2 separate regions of the Mus musculus genome follow, and region 2 is linked to region 1. The links are chromatin loops, found by intact Hi-C in ENCODE. Cell type or tissue: heart. All regions are shown on one strand. Links, peaks and the distances in the headings refer to the core of each region. The heading gives the core; the rest is flanking DNA. Region 1 overlaps Palld (palladin, cytoskeletal associated protein). Region 2 overlaps Palld (palladin, cytoskeletal associated protein).

Region 1 (8,335 bases), core at 300-8,299:
GAGGTGACTAGCCCAACCCTTGACGCACTTAAGTGGTAAAAGAAAGGTTCTTGCTCTTAAACCATTACTCAGGCAGAGTTTCTTAACATCTTTAATGACTGGCACTTGTCCGTGTCCCTTCTTCCTGTGCCTGTGTTAGGTAACTCTTGCAGGGTCCTCTGAGGTCATTCAGCCACTGTCCTTTCCTGGTTCCCTTCTGTTTGAATGGCTCACAGAACATCATACGGTTTGCTCCGTAATCAATTCCCCCAACTTGATCATCAGTCGGTGTTTGTGATGAAGGCTAGGCCTGTGTGGGACTCAGTTGTCTTTGCAGTCTTGTGTAAGGCAGAGGCAAGGCTATGAAAGACAAAGCTGCTTTTCTTCATCTTTATACATGAAATGTCTAATGTGTAGGACTTCATGATGTCACCAAGGAATGCAATTGTTTACCTTACAAAGCAAATGTTTTATTTTGGGTTTTTTTTTCCCCCTAGAATTAAAAGAATTTGCACTGGTGGATTAAACTATCATGATGCGTGGCCAACGCTCTGTAAATGTTTGTAGAATTGGCTACGCTGATCTTTTGACTGTGGACTCTTATTAGAGTGAGAGTGTTCAAAACTGAGACCATGTGAGTTCCTTCAATTCTGTAAGCAAAGAAAAATGTCTTGAGACTAGGAGGAAACAAGAAATTATGTCCATTTCCTTCCACTGCTGTTTGTCTTGCTTGGTTCATTGGGGTTTTTTGAGACAGGGTCTGGATATATAGCCTAGACTGCTGTGGAATTGGTGAGCCTCCTGCCCCTGCCTCCTAAGTGCTTGAACTTCAGGCATAAGATGCCCACTACATACTACTGATAAATTGTTGTCATTATGGAATTGAGTTGTTAAAAATAATGGAGAATTGGAAAGGGTTTTTTTTTTGGGGGGGGGATGTCTTATCTTATACTATTGAAATGATAAATACTTGAAAGACAGAGACCACACAAAGATAAATGACCTCTCTGTGAAATATTCCAGAGCAGTTATCCTAAGTCAAGCACACTTGTTTGCCAAGTTCCAGGACCTGCTCTCTAGTAAAGACAGGTGTTACCTGTCCCAGACAATTGCAACAGTCTCTAAACACCAGCTCTCCGTTGCTGTCATTTAGATGGTCTCTTCTGTTCTTGACATTTGCCTTCCTACCCCTTTGGTTCTTATTTGTGCTGAGAGCACAGCTCATAGCGTAGTAGGCCCGCACCACACAGGCTCCTTCTGTCAGCAGAGACTGCTCATCCAGGGTAGTACGTCTAGGCCCTGCTGCTCGGCTGTGTAACAGCAGGAAACCACACTGCACGCACAGTCCACGTACACGCGTTTGACTGCCCTCAGTCTTGTCTTCCAAAGCTGGCTCTTCTGTTTCCCAGGCTGTGGCAAAGTCAGCACAAAGCTTTCTTCCAAAACTGTGTGATAGTTACTTAGTCCCGGGCTTGGCTTTTTACACGTCACCTGATTTCAGATGGTGTGGCTCGTGTGTTCTTGACAGAGGTGGGAAAGGAGACAAAGGTGGAAGTGAAGCTAGGTAACACATGGAGTCACTCATTACAGAAACATCTAGGTGTGTGCTGTGGTGAGCAAAAGCAGCCACGGTGGGGAAAAAACCATTTAAGAATCCAGGTCAGCAGCATGATAGACGCATGAGGGACACAAGCAAGGCGCACTACCAATGGGAGAGTTTTAGGTCCGATTTTCCTAAGCGGACATTAAGGTGAAGGCTGATGACATAACTGGAAAAAAGCCTGTGTAAGGACCCAGAAGACTATGAGTATGTCTGTTAAATGACTGCGTGAGACTGAAAACTGAATTCTAAATCATAATTCATGGGCCTCTATTGGTACCATAGGCAAGTTTGCTTCCTGTTTCAGCTTTGTCCCCTATCCTTAAATCTCAAGGTCTCTTCCCAGTGAGGAGAACAAAAGTTAAAGAAGTCACGGCTTTTGTGTTTCCCTAAACGTTAACTCTGGTGTGCAGGGGCAAATTTGACTGGACTAGATGGACCTGGAAACTAGGCTATTTCCCTCTATAAATATCAGGAGACTCAGTCACAAGCAGATGAAATGTGCGGGGTTTGCTGAGCTGCAGAACAAGGCTGGAATGAGACGGTATGTTTCTACCAGAGAAAAAAGAGAGATGTTTCTCCCTTTATGTCTCCTTTTAGAGATATGAGTACAGGAGTGTCTCCTCCCACTTCCAGTCCACACCTTTCAGTGGCCCGGGGCTGTTGCCTACATTAAAAAACTCCAGTTGTCTTAGAACTAGCATCAGGGCAGGAGATCGCCTCTCTAAGCCTTTGCATTGGGGTAGGATGTTGTCTCAGTTAGGGTTTTACTGCTGTGAACAGACACCATGACCAAGGCCAGTCTTACAAAGGACAACATTTAATTGGGTCTGACTCACCCAGAGGTTGAATCTGTTATCCTCAAAGTGGGAGCATGGCCGCATCCAGGCAGGCATGGTACAGGAGGGGCTAAGAGTTCTACATCGTCATCTGAAGGCTGCTAGCAGAATACTGGCTTCTGGGAAGCTAGGATGAGGGTCTTAAAGCCCATGCCCACAGTGACTACACCTCCTAATAGTGCCACTCCCTGGGCCAAGCATATACAAACCATGACAGAGAGTGACTCCCTAAGCATTCAGGAAAAACACCTACCAGAATCAGGAACGTTCAAGAAGGATTCAGAGAAGTGTGGACCATAGGGAAGAAAGACTGCTGGGAAGACTAGGTGCACAGTCCCCAGGATAGGTGGCATCACTGACGACCGGTGTAGGCAGTGGAGCAGTTACAAGGTCCTTGCAGTTTCTGCTTACGTGCTTCCCAGCAGGGTTAAACAGATCAATAAGAAATCAAAAGTTGGTAAGCCCGTTACTTCTTTACATGGTCAATAATGGTGTCGGTGGATGATGCTTTGATACCTTTACAGTAAGCTTTCTATTATTATTTAGAAATATCCTGCCTAACGAGATATATCCAAACAACCATTTCTTTTTCCTTTTTATTTATTTATTTACTTATTAGATATTTTCTTTATATACATTTTAAATGCTATCCCAAAAGTTCCCTATACCCTCCCTCCGCCCTGCTCCCCTACCCACCCACTCCCGCTTCTTGGCCCTGGAATTCCCCTGTACTGGGCATATAAAGTTTGCAATACCAAGGGGCCTCTCTTCCCAGTGATGGCTGACTAGGCCATCTTCTGCTACATATGCAGCTAGAGACATGAGCTCTGGGGTTAGTTCATATTGTTGTTCCAACTATAGGGTTGCAGATCCCTTCAGCTCCTTGGGTGCTTTCTCTAGCCTCTCCATTGGGGGCTCTGTGTTCCATCTTATAGATGACTGTGAGCATCCACTTCTATATTTGTCAGGCACTGGCATAGCCTCATACGAGACAGCTATAACAGGGTCCCTTCAGCAAAACCTTTCTGGCATATGCAATAGCAAACACCCATTTCTTGTACCTCTGAAATCCTTCAGCAGCTGCGAACACTAACACTCCCCGAAGCTAACCACTACCCTGAGCATCTGAGTTGAGAGTTCTCTTCTTTTATGGCTTTCCCCATGTCTATGTTTCCCCGAGTCTGTTTATCCAACCTTCACATGTCTCAGAATCACCCAGAGAAGTTATTAAATACAGACTGCTGGGCTCCAGCCCAGTTTCTGCTTCTTCTGAATCGGGTTTGGAATGATGTTGCCGATCTGTCACTAATAGCTCCTCTGGGTCATGGTGACCCCTTGGTCTGTTCACTCAGAGTGCACCAGATTTTAGCTTTTGCCTCTTTATACTTTATACGTAGTAGTACTATATGCATCCTTCTGTGACTTGCTTTCTTGCTTTTTTTTTTTTTTTTTTTTTTTTGTGAACGCCAAAATTCAACTCTGTTGAATAGGGTAGTGATGGGCTATTCATTTTCCATTTACATAGTTTTTCCTCTTTCATTGATTTCCACCCACTGAGGTAATCAGGGAAGAGGCAGAGAAATAGGAAGCAGTTTACTTAAGACACCAGCAGGGGTCCACACCTATCCAACACGCAGCATTGGTGCCCCCTGGTGCACAGTGGGGGAATTGCTGTAGCCCTTGGAAAGAAAAGTCTTGCTGCTGATACTTACAGTGTGACCTACTGCAGAAGTCCAGATTTAAGGCTTACCATCCATTGTAATGCCTGTCATAGCCCTCTTGTGTAAAATCACTCCAAAGGTCTTATAACACAGACTTGCACTAGTCAAATAGGACTCGTGGAGACAGAAGGGGATGTAACAAATGTGACTCGAGTTGAATATCCCTAATGTGAAAATCCAATTTCTGAAACCCTTTTCAAATGCACACTGTTTTGAGCATTCACATGATACTGGAAGGGAGAAATCTCCTGTGATGGGTCATGGTCAAAAGGCAGGCACACTAAGAATTCTATGTAGAATGCCCCTTATAGACATATAAAATATATAAGACACAATGAAGGATTTTCACCATTTTTAGACAAAGTATTGCATGGCCCGAGCTGGCTTTGAACTTGCTATGTAGCCAACAATGACTTTGAACTCCTACCTTCCTGACCTCCAACCTCCTAGTGCTGGGATAGCGGCAATTACAGAACACCCAGTCTTTTCCCTCTGCTGAGTATAGAACTCAGGTTTTTATGCATGCTAGGCAAGCACTCTACCGACTAGGCTACATCCCTAGATTCTGACCCCCAGATATACCTGGCAAATGATGCTACTCCTGTATTGCTTATAATGAGGCTTATAGCCTTGTCATTGGATACATTGAATTATGAAGGACCAGAAAATTTTTAAAATCATAAGAGAAATTTGTCCTTTTTAAGTCCTCTCAACATTCACACGTTGCATTCATCTTTATATATTTTTATGTGTATTTTTAAGCAACTTTAAGAAGCTTGCCCAAGATCAAGGCTGAGTCTGTTTAAGCCTCATAGGAAGACACATCAGATTTTCATTTCATGTTGCTACTCCCTAGGATTGAAACACAGGTAGTTTCTGTCTGTGGCATTTACCTAGCCACTGAATATGCTCCCCTATGGGTGTCCGAACCTTCCTCAAGACCAGGTTCCAGTTAGTGTTTCCTGAACTCCTGAAAGCACCTTCTCTTCATATGAGTAGTTGTAGATGCTTTAAAAGGATACACTATGAAGGCCATCTATCTATGCTTCGTTGAACTTGAAGGCTGACTTGGACTTGTGTGTATGCCCAGCAGTTAACTATACTTATGCCTTTGTTGTGCAGGGGGTTCCCAAAGAAGTCCAGTAGAACTGCTAGAATTGCCTCTGATGAGGAGATTCAAGGCACAAAGGATGCTGTCATCCAAGACCTGGAACGGAAGCTTCGCTTCAAGGAGGACCTTCTGAACAATGGCCAACCGGTACTGATGGATCAGGGGCTTAACTGGTACTGATGGAACAGGGGCTAGCCAAACGGTACTAATGGAACAGGAGTTTAACCAGTACTGATGGAATAGGGGCTTAACCAGTACTAATAGAACAGGGCCTTAGACTTGGAACCCCAGCCCCGCCAGCCAGATCTCCTCTGGTTCACTCAGGCTCACGTTCATAAGACTTGTCCATGAGGCTCTGTCATTATCTCTGAATTCCAGTATCCCTCTTAGTGAGTAGGAGAGACACGGAAGTACTGATGGCAGCAACTAGGGCTGACACCACAACATGATATACAGTGCTATAAAGGACCCACAGAGAGTCCATCTTAGCTAGGTGGCTCCCTGGGAGGAAATAGGAAGGTACTCTGGGATAGCTGGTACCCAGAAGCAGTGAAATGGAATGAAAGGCTTCCACCCAGGATAACCTGGGCTAGAAAACCCACTGCTACGGCTGAGTCCTGTTCTCCTTGACTGAGTAGACGCTGCTCCCACACCTTGCAGTAATGTCTGTCCCACTGTCTTGCTCCAAGTTTTACAGCAATACTACCACACTTGACAACAGAAACTACTTCTGCCTTAAGGCCGTAGGCTTTGACTGTGACCATCGATCTGATGGGAAACAGATGGTTCATCCCTACTTAAATTTTCCATAGCTGAGTTTGTTTGCTTGCTTAATCTTTTTGTATCATCTCAGAGGTTTTAAAGGGCTGGGAAAGGCCAGCAAATTAGGTATCCTAAACATAGGAGATGAGTCTTTTCTGGCTGTATCATGAAATACCAGAAAAATAAGCTTGCTTAAAATCATCTCAGATGCCGTTTCAGAACAGAAATTGCTCTAGGTTTGTGGGATTTTTTTCATGGTGATACTAGTGATTAAGGGCCCTTAATCTTAAGGCGGATGAAGCTTCTAGCAAGCTTTGTGGTGCTTGTTTCACTGGGTCCTGGGGCTCTGCAAAAGAGGGAAGTATGTGACCTCCACCTCTAACCAGTGATTGCACGCACGCTGGAAGCGTTCCCTGGTTCTGTCAACAAAAGCTGTTGGAAGATTAAAACAGATGCTTAGGGGGACTGTTTTTAGCCAGGTGAGGGCATCTCTCCAACTCCTCCCCAACACAAACCATTTTTTTATTTAAGTATTCCTTATGGATGAGGACTCTCTTGGATTAAAAGTAAAACCTGTATAAGGTACAACTCATATATGTATATATTATCTATCTGTTTAGCAATACGTAAACATTCATAGTAACTTCATTTGATAGTTTAGATCAAGAAAACTGAATTTCCTTTTTTTTTTTAAAAAGGGAATCTCGAATGAGTTGTTCATACCATCCCATAATATTCTGTTACTTATTTTGGCTTCTGTAGACAAGAGCTTGTATTTCCATATATCACAATGACATCAAATCCAAACTGGGAAGTGAGATTGGCTTCTGGGGGAAGCTAGGGCATCTTGGTGAAGGAATAGGTATGCAGTCGCTATTTCTGCCTATGCAGAACCGGTCTTCCACTGATGGTGATAAAATTCTCCACCAGAACGTAAGGAAGACTTTGTCAGAGAACAATGATAAAAGCAATAAGAGCCCATTTGAAAACTGAACTCCCTCATCTTAATAGACTTGATAAAATCACTTTGCATAGTTGTACTGGACCAAATCACTCCCTGAAGCATTGGGACACCCTCTTCTTGTCCCCTGCCATTCCTTTAGCAAATGAAATAATTTCAACCTTAGGGCTATTTGGCATTTGATCTGTTTCACTTCCCAGTTTCGGCTGGGACGAGAACCAGCAATTACTGGAAACTGTAAGTTCATCCAACATATTTTTCTGATTAGGGAATGTTGAACAGTGTTTGTGTTGACATTCAGAAGTTTTGAAGGGTCATATGAAATAATGCTTGTACTTTTATATTTTACGGATTCTACCCTCCTAATTATTCCTTATTTCTAACTGATCCCTTGTTGGAAAAGGCCCCTAAAGAGATTTGTGAACTCTCAAAGTTCCTCCAGATCCATAATTCTAGGGCACATAGGACCAACAGTCGAGTGCAAGAATTATATTAGCAGACAACAAAGCTGCTGCCATGTTCCACATAGGACTGGTCTGGCAGAATCACCGGCCAACTGCTAGAGGCAGCAACTGTGTGCTCTTCCTTCCAGTGGGCAAGCTGTGCACATCCTAACTGAGGATGCCGGATGCTGGCTTGGCACAGACTTGTCCTTCCTTACCTCAGCCGTGTGTAGTCATTCTGTGTGGATTGTGTTTGCTTCACGTTGCTTACACTGCAACCGAGGCAGTGCGCTCACGTTGATGGAGCATATCCTGTGTGTCATGTGTGGTGGTAACTGACTGGCAGGATTGTTTCTGCCCACAGCACCTGCTTTTCCTCTCAGGGCTCCTTTTGCTGCCCTTTTAAGTAGCTTTCTTTCTGTCACTGGCTGGGGCCGGCATGGATGGTCGGAAGCCTGTGACAGCCCATGAAAGAACATCTCCTTTAAGCCTTCTTCTGCTGTCTTGAGATCATCTTTTTCTTCTGTTTTGTTTTGGTTTCGATGTTTTGGGGTTTTTTTCTAAAGATAAGGAGGACACAGCTATCCTATGTGGCCTTAGCCTTGTCACTGATCATTCATATGGATCTGTGCCATATTGGGTGGTAGCTGCCAGGATCAGTTATCTCATCTCCCAATATTGGATTTAGATTACACGGAGCAGAAGCAGAGGAGAAAACAAAGCCAGGGAAAGCAACAGACTCTTTCGGATGCAGCTATGAAGCTGAAAGGAGACTAGTCACAGAAAAATGTCCAACCCTATTTTATATTTTTATTCCCTTTCCATAAGCAATGTGTGATTGTGATTCCCCCTAAGTGTGTATTTCTGTGACTTACTCTGTGCAGAGGCTAACCTATGAGGAAAGAATGGCTCGCCGCCT
Region 2 (8,335 bases), core at 310-8,309, 220 kb before region 1:
TGAATGTCAGGCACCTAAGAGCTGTACCCACAGGGTAGCTCCTTGGACACAGGAAATGGGGAACAGCAGATTCCATCCAACCTTCATTCTCATCCACACTCACACAAAGGGACCTAGAAAGGTCGCCATCTTTGACTGGGGCTGCATTTCCAAAGTCTAAACTGTTAACCTTTTCAACACGTATGGACCCCTGGGCCATATTTATTATTCTTCTTAGGGTGACCACATGCCAAGAACCTTTTGTTTTAGCCTGTGCCTTTAATTAACACAGTGCCTTTCTGATTAGCAGAGGAAAGGGGCTTCTAACCACCCCTTCTGGAGAGGAGGAAGAAGCCAGTGAAACTCCAGAGTTCGCTGATCCCCTTGCTACATTTTGGAGAAGCAACGTTTGTCTCTTACTCAGCGATCCCAGGAAAAGTCTCTAGTTCGAGCCTAGAGACAAAAAAATAGAAAGACCACAAGAAGAGACTGAACTTGCCAAACCCAGAATATCTTCCCATTGAAAAGCAACCTCAGCCTTATTAACTTGACAATGATTCCCAAAGGAAGGGGAAATTTTAATAAGGAAGGGGAAAAAAACAGTATTTCATGAGCCATCACTTCCTTAGGATAATAAATGTGAACTAGAGATGGACCGCACTCTTTCCACATGTTTACTTCCAAACATGTCTCTTGCTGTCTCTGGTTGGACCTCTCAGGATGACTATTTTTGGAGCACATGTTCTGATAAGTCTTCTAATTGACTTCAAGAATCTGTCATGCCTTTGATATTTTATGGACTCTAGTTGAATTAATAACTTTATTAGTCCCTCATGAGTTTCTTCTTCAAATTTCTAAATCCAAACCTGGATGGCTGTGTCTTGGGCAGGCTGATTCTGGGATGGGAAGATTGGGAACACAGTATGTGGTGAGGTCAGCTCCTCCCGTGTGTTAAATCTAGTCTGCCAGGGAGATGCTGGCTGGCAAGTAGTGGGGTTTTCTTAAGTGGTTGGTGTGGATTTTCCTATTGTTTCTCAGTTATATCCATCCTTGTAGTGCCTGAGTTGCTGTGACCTGATGCAATGAGGAAGAACTGCAGGAGAAGCCAGCCAGGGAACATGCTCACTCTCAGTGAATCGCAGCTTGGATGCTGAGGGACAGCCTTGATTAATGGCAGACTTGTTCAACATCAAAAAAAAAAAAAAAAAAAAAAAAAAAAAAAAAAAGGAACAAAAACCAGATTTATTCTCCACATTCTCTTTCCTAAGGGTTCCCTGTGTGACATGGGGTTAATGTATAGACTTGCGAGAGAGATTTCATTTAGACAGAGGGACACACACGGGATCGTGGAAAGACACCCTCTCATGGAAGTGGATATAAGGCAGGTGAAGATGGGAGTCCCTGTCGCCTAGTTACCAAGGCCCCAGGTGTGCAGAGAGGCTGTCTTTGTGAAATGAGTAGAGAGGTGTCTAGGAAAGGCTTTAAGCTGAAGCTGGCCTGGTGGCTTGCTTTGGAACTTGCTTGTGGCTGGGACTACCTTGTCACTTCAGTGGTGTGTAATTGTGATTTGCCCACCCCGGTCCAAACAAAAGCCTTCGGACGTGTAAGCAGGACAGTAGAGAGGGGCGTTATTTCTGGACATTAGCAACATTCCTGCCCAGGACACACCCTCGCCCTCTCCCCCTCCCCAGCAGCCCCAGATCCTTTTCTACCTCTCTCTCTCTTCCTCTCGCTCACTCGCACACACTCGGCGCACACGCGCCCCTCTGCAGACGCGGTGCACTCGCGCGGCTGCAGTCCAGCTGCCTGGCTCCGGTGACGGGACCGGGACCCACGTCCTCCTCTCCACCGTAGGCTGCCGGGAGCCCTGCGCAAGGCGGCTCTGCTGCCTGTGCATTTTCCCGCACCCGCAATCTCGAGCCTAAAAAGTTGCACTCGGACAGCTGGCGGGATCCGAAAGAGCCCAGAAGAGCTTCTTCGGCGGGGTGTACAGAGCGTATTTGGTGCCCAGTTGGTAAGTGGTGTAAGTGGCCGCGTTCTACAGATGCAGAGCCCGTGGTGCTACGCATGGCCCTCCGGATCCCTCCAAACCCCTTAAGGGGCTCGGGCAGAGGGTCCTATTCGCCAGACTTCTCCGTTGTTAGGGTTGGGTGGGGGAGGGGAGAAGGGCGTGAGGTTACATCTCTGCCCTCTTTGTCCACCCCATCCCCATTTTTAAAAACGCTACTTTCTTACTCTGCACACCCCTGGAGCACTTTGGGTTGGATTTTCGTCTAGTTTGTCATCCGCTCCATCCCTGGCTGAATTGGAAGGAAACTTTGACAACGAAAGCCCCTTCTGACAGGCTGAGCTACTCAGCGAGCTGAATGAGTTCTAGCTGGAAACACTTTATCTCAGGGAAAGTTTGAGATTGCCTTTTTTTTTTTTCCTCTTGAAAAATCTGGGTGGTTTTTACTCCCCCCACCCACCCACCCCCAACCCCCACCGCTCTCCTTCAATCTCCTAAAAGTTGTTTGTTTTCTTGGATCTCACTCGATTGCAGTCCTTTGTCTAGCAGAATCTAAAGCTACTTTCTCAGCTCCCTTTCTCTCTTGGAAGCCCTTTGGACGGAGTCCCTCTCTCATTAGTTAGCATGCAGTTGGCTGTGGTTCTAGGGAACAAGTGGCCGGCAGAATACAATAGGGAGGAATACATTCCTGATGACTCCTCTACCATGGAAAGACTGAGAACAGAAAAGCTGGCCTTCCCCCATTCCTACTACTCGTTATGCTTTTACAAGTATTGGGGGGCGGGGGGGGGGATTCTGGAAAAGATCGCTTCTAGAAGCAACCAGCATTTCTTTTAGCGAAATGCAGATTCCTACAATCTACTTCTATCAAAAGCCCAGATACAGAGCCTGGCACCTGACAAGCCAGATGGGATTCTGAGGTCACCTCTGCTAGTGGTAGGCTACTGATAAAGGGCAAGAGTGGAGTGTGGTGCCCAAAAGGCCTGACAGAGGACCATGTGAGAAAGGGACAGTTCTCCAAAGATAGCTTTTTTTTTTTTTTTTTTTAATATTCTGATGATATCATTATCATTGACAGAATCATCGGGATACTGGAATGTAGCTTGCCATCCTAGCAAGGCACATTGAATTCCTAACCACAGGATGAAAACAGACTTTCAGTAACCCTTTTTAACACTTCTAAGTAGACTCAGCAAAATGCGTGTTTATTTCTGTTGCTGATAAATCCATGGGAAATCTCTTCTGACCCCAGCAATTAAATAAATAAATTTTAAAAGTCCTAGTTTATAACTGCTGGAATAATGGCTGAAAGATTATTTTCAGTAACCCAGAATCTTGCCTTTCTCCCTGCCATTGTTTTAGAAATTACAGAAAGATATGACCAGCATGCATTTGGGCTGCCCCCACCCCCCAACCAGCTGAAATGAGCAGTTATCCTTAGGTTATCTGATGAAAAGATTGCTGCTGCACGCACTACCAGGATGTAAAATACTATGTCTCAGAGAAGATTATAGCTGGTAGACACACACGTCTATAGTTGCTATGCTTCTTTGTCCTGGTCCCTTAAGGAACAAGACCTACCTTCAACATGACAGTGTTTGTTTGCAGTTTGTCTGTTTGTTTCTTGATTTTTCTGGGTCCTTTGCCCCTCCCACTACAAATCTACCTTGACTAGAGTTGGCAGTGATGATTCTGTAGGGCTAAAATTAGAAAGTTCTCGGGGGGCCATTTAAACATATCCTTCTTGTCTCCTAGAAGTTCTGCAGAGCCTCCTTGAAAATGCTCACTTTAGCAACAGCTGTAAAACAGTAAAACGATAGCTAGGTACACTAAAATAGCACTTTTATTTGGAACATGTTTCCCTCTCAAGCCTTAATCATACTTAGCCAGTGTATGTTAAACTTTGTTTCCCAGAGGTGCCTACAGGCTCGCTCGCTCATGCATTCACCATCCCTCCAAAGACTGTATACTTAACGCTTTGAAAGCTCCTTTAAATAAATAAATAAAAATAAGCAAAGATCCAGTTGCACTTGCAGCACACACGGCCGGCTCTTCTGATGTGACAGCAGATGGCAGTCGCAAGAGCTTTATTTGTGCCTGGGACAGCTTAGCTAAGTGTCTCGTAAATTAATCATGAATTGAATAATTGATTTCTCACACCTTGGGCTGTTCTTAACTCCTCAGTTATACATTTAAAGACAGGTTACTACAAAGCTCTGGGTCCCTTAGAATTCTCGTCAAGGGCTATTGAGCATTTGCTACAGTTGGGTCCACTCTACTCCTCACGTGCTCATTAAGACACCTGGACATAGAACTTCAGGCTCTCCTGGCTGTCCCATTTCCAGGACAGCCTCAGTGAGTGACCTCCCATTCGTTGGTCAGCCCTGAAGTTGGCGGTGCTGATGGACACAATGAGTTTCTGTGAATGTAATTAAACCTGCCTCTGCCAGTCTGCCTGTGGTATTTGTGAATGTTTTCATAAGGAAAACTGTTCTTGGGCTCCATCTGCCCTCTGTGGTTTGTGTCATATTGCGTTTGCTGTTCTGCAACCCTTGCAGTTTTGTGTGAGTGTGTGTGTGTGTGTGTGTGTGTGTGTGTGTGTGTGTTTCTGGAATGATTGCGCTATGATGTCATGTGCTATCTCAGTGTAGAACGTTTAAGGCTCTTGCTGAGGTCCATACGCCTGGGGGGTAGGGGCTAGGGTGGGTGGGGGTGGGAGCTCCCTCAGAGCGCACTTGGTAGCTACTCCCCGACTCCCTGTCTGCTCCAGCACATTCCATTGCCTGGAGACCAAAGCCACCAAATGATTTGCGGTCAGAGTGATTTGAGGCTGGTTAGAGATGATTTAAAAGGAAGGTTATGGGCACATGAAGTGTAGGGTAAGAAAATATATTTTACTACTTTGGAGACCACATGGCTCCAACTTCAACTTCTTTTTTAACATAGAAATTGTTGCCTGAACTGGCTCAAGGTGGCCCCTCCCCCACCTCAGGTTTTTTTTTTCTTTTTTTCTTTTTTTCTGGCTCATGGCAAAAGGCAATATTCCCTATTGATTGTAAGCTTGACCTTCCCCTTATTTCTGGAAATTGTTAAACTTTTTCATGCTCAAAAGGACAGGGGAACGTGAATCTGCTGGCTGCACTCGTTGGCTCATTGTTAAAGAAGCAGTCCCACTCTTCCCAATATATGGAAGAAGGATCTCCAATACTAAGTCTGGAGGAGAATCAGTTACACAAGAAGCAAAGGCAGGTTGAACAGAAGGTCACAGAATGTCTTTGTGGAGGTACATGTTACTTGATAAGTGGAAGAAATGATTTGGGTCAGCCTCCTGAGGATTCAGTATACCCTGTGATTAATAGTGGAGCCAAACGAAACATGTAATCTTTCCTAATTCACAAATAATGGTGAATGAGCTCAGAGACCAGTGACCTCTTCTCATTAGTGGTCCTTGGAAACACATAACCTTGGACCCATGTTTCATTTGTGAGATCAATCTACCACCCCCTTCTAAGCAAGCTATCGCAGATTGGTGCTGTCAACCAGCTATCACCACCGAGCAAGTTCCCAAATCTCTCTCCAGTATGAATGCCTGGTATTACTTCATTCTGCTGGTTACATCCATTCTGTTTTAATCCAAAGTATGTGCTCGAACCTGGTAGTCCACTCAGTGCTAATCAGAAGACAGCGCTCATGTTCCGGCTTGATGTTATGAATCTGGTTGAAGAAGCTAAGCTACCTAGAAAGCTCACTTGGGAACTCAACCCATCGGCTGGCCATCATGAGCTTGGCATCTGAGAGCCATCACTACAAGATAATGGAAGGCTGCTTGAGATGTCTCTAACAACTTGGTGCTCTGCAGTCTGGCTAAGCCAATCTGGAGTCCTACAGTTGGGGCCTATGTGCAGTAAGCAGCTTAAAAGAAAGCACATGGAGATCGGATTAGCATGATGGCTTATGGGAAAAACATTGAGGAGACATACTGGATGATGAGAATTAAGTGACACTGGAACTGAAGATGCTGATTCTGTTTGCCACCAAGTAACCTTGGACAGATTACATTAAAATTTTAACATAGGGGGCAGGTTTGAACTATGTTTTATCCTGTTCTTAGATGTAGTGTCCTTAGGCTGACACTAGACAGCAAACAGAGAAGGTGGCGTTATCTCTACTGTACAGTTGTGGAAACTGGAGTAAGGTACGGGGGTTATTGATGTTTTCAAGGTCACACAGCAAGTCACTGTTGGTATTTGGTCTCAAACTCAGACCTCTGTAAACGTCAAGTCCCATATTCTTTCCACTGTAGCAGGCAGCCCCCCACAACTCTTGACCTCTACAGACCTCACTCTCCTCATTTGCAGAAATGAGACATTTGGCTCAGAATACCAGTAGACCAGTCCAAGTTAAAATTCTGTGTCTGATGAATCACTGGCTGGAAAGGACTTTAAGAAATCACTTAGTCATATTCCTCACTTCCAGCAGGCCTCTGTCGACTATTTTGAAAGGAAAATAAAGCCCTTTTTCTTACAACCAAGTGCAGAAAGAAGCCTGGCCCAGGAGAGTGTCTAAACACAGAACACAGTGAGGAATGAGAAAAAGTGACATGCCAGTGCTCAGTGGGAACTCTGAACTCTCTGAAGTTTGGGTCTTGCCTTAGTAGAGGTGAGCATTGAGGGGCTAAGGGTGCGGCTCTGTTGTAATAAAAGTTAGGTGGGTCTTCCTCCCAGCCCCATGCTCCCAGAAATAAGACTCTGACTTAAAATATATTTACAAATATCTTGGCCATACAGCTAGGCTCTTCTCTGACTAGGTCATGATTTAAAATAACCCATTTATTCTAATCTACATTCTGCCACATAGCGGGTTACCTGTGCTCAAGCACCATGTGTCTGAACTCTGTCGCATCTTCCTGGGTGAATCTGACACACTTGGCACTATCCCAGAACCCTTTCTGCCTCTCAGGTGTTCCACCTCCTATTTCCTGCCTACGCCATAGGCATGCAGCTTTACTGTTGACGGTGCCACATGCATACAGGCATAAGATATTCTCTCTACAAGTTGGTAGAGTGCTTCCCGAACGTTCTCAAAGCCCTGGATTCAATAGCTGGCTCTGCATAAACCAGGCATGGTGTATATACCTATAATCTTAGCACTTAGGAAGTGGAGGAAGAAAGATCAGAAATTCAAGGGCATCCTTGGTTATATAAAGAATTCAAGGCAAGTCTTGGCTATATAAGACCCCATCTTAATAATAATGATAATAATAACTAACACTTTGTCAAGATCTAAAGTAAAAGAATCACTAACACACCTTATGGGTAGGAAAGAATTACAAGACAGGGAGAATTAGGAGCTTTAGAATTACTAACGGCTCCTGGAGGATATGGTGATTGAAAAAGGAATGGGAACATTTCTGTTCAAAGAGATAGAGCCCTCTTTATCTGATGGGAGGGGCAAGCAGGACACTATGCTCCACTTGTTCTTGGTTGGTTTGTACTGATGGATGTGGTGCAGAGAGAATGAGAAGGGACTTCACTTTAATACGCTGCCTCTGAGCACCTTAAAATGTCTTCCTTGTGTCCCAGCATGGCTCTCAGTAGCCAGAACCACCAGTTAGAGTCCACCCACCATGTTAGAAAATGACCAGCAACCAGACTTAATCATATCTTGCTCATCAATCTTAGCTATAATCTTCAAAACATTAATCATTTGTCCATGACCTTCCTGTTCCATTTCCAAGAAATTGATGTTATAAGCAGGACAGTGACTTTGCAGACAGATGTAAGTCACTATTACAACTCTCTGATTGGCTTAGGTAAGCACTATGTACTCTAAGCCTCACCCACTCACCTATGAAATGGGCTAACTATGCCCACATTAATGTTTGATATTCCTTAGAAATTAGTCCTGGAATAACGGTCAATGGGCTACATAAAAATTAGTTTGCATCATTAGGAAGAGTCCAGGTTCAGGCCATTTCTTAAAGCTATAAAGTCATTTATAATCTCTTCCTGTTTTGTCTCAATTCCATTCCCAACCTAAACAGAAAACAACTATCTAGCTTCAATGTTCAGTGCTTTCAAACCTTTAGGACTATGAAGAAGTGAATATCTTTCCCTACATGAACAGTGCCCCTGACACTCTTGGTTACAAGTGACAGTCCCTGGAGTGATCTCATCTATTTTGAGTCTAGACTATAACCTAGGGTCTGCTTTGTCCTTTAACTAAGATCTGTTTTCCTTAACATCTTTGCAGTCCTTTAACTAAAGCTTCATCTCAGTCAGTCTTAGTCTGGTTAGGTTGTTATAGCAAAATATCCCAGACTGGATGGCAACAGAAATTTATCATTCA

What was found. Hi-C counts contacts between places; a loop is a spot of excess contacts. Peaks named below come from ENCODE experiments on the same cell type or tissue, not always from the same donor. Only the 100,000 strongest peaks of a DNase experiment are listed, where the experiment ranks them.
Region 2: a loop joins it to region 1, with 2.2 times the contacts of the local background. A loop is called at or near these places in 4 of 42 quality-filtered maps.

The regions. Positions count from the first base shown.
Region 1 is chr8:61,535,750-61,544,084 of GRCm38, reverse strand. Palld (palladin, cytoskeletal associated protein) reads left to right here. Exons shown (of 22, transcript NM_001293772.2): 12 at 5,262-5,397; 13 at 8,301-8,335. Among named protein-coding and RNA genes, the nearest start is that of Cbr4, 52 kb to the right of the region's middle. In heart, for the core only: no CTCF peak of the experiment used is centred there; DNase peaks (open chromatin) are centred at 4,074 and 6,424.
Region 2 is chr8:61,753,469-61,761,803 of GRCm38, reverse strand. All of the region lies in intron 2 of Palld (palladin, cytoskeletal associated protein), which reads left to right. Among named protein-coding and RNA genes, the nearest start is that of Gm51576, 72 kb to the right of the region's middle. In heart, for the core only: CTCF peaks have their summits at 1,745 and 4,054 (motif pointing right); no DNase peak of the experiment used is centred there; H3K4me3 peaks cover 2,776 bases; H3K27ac peaks cover 2,406 bases.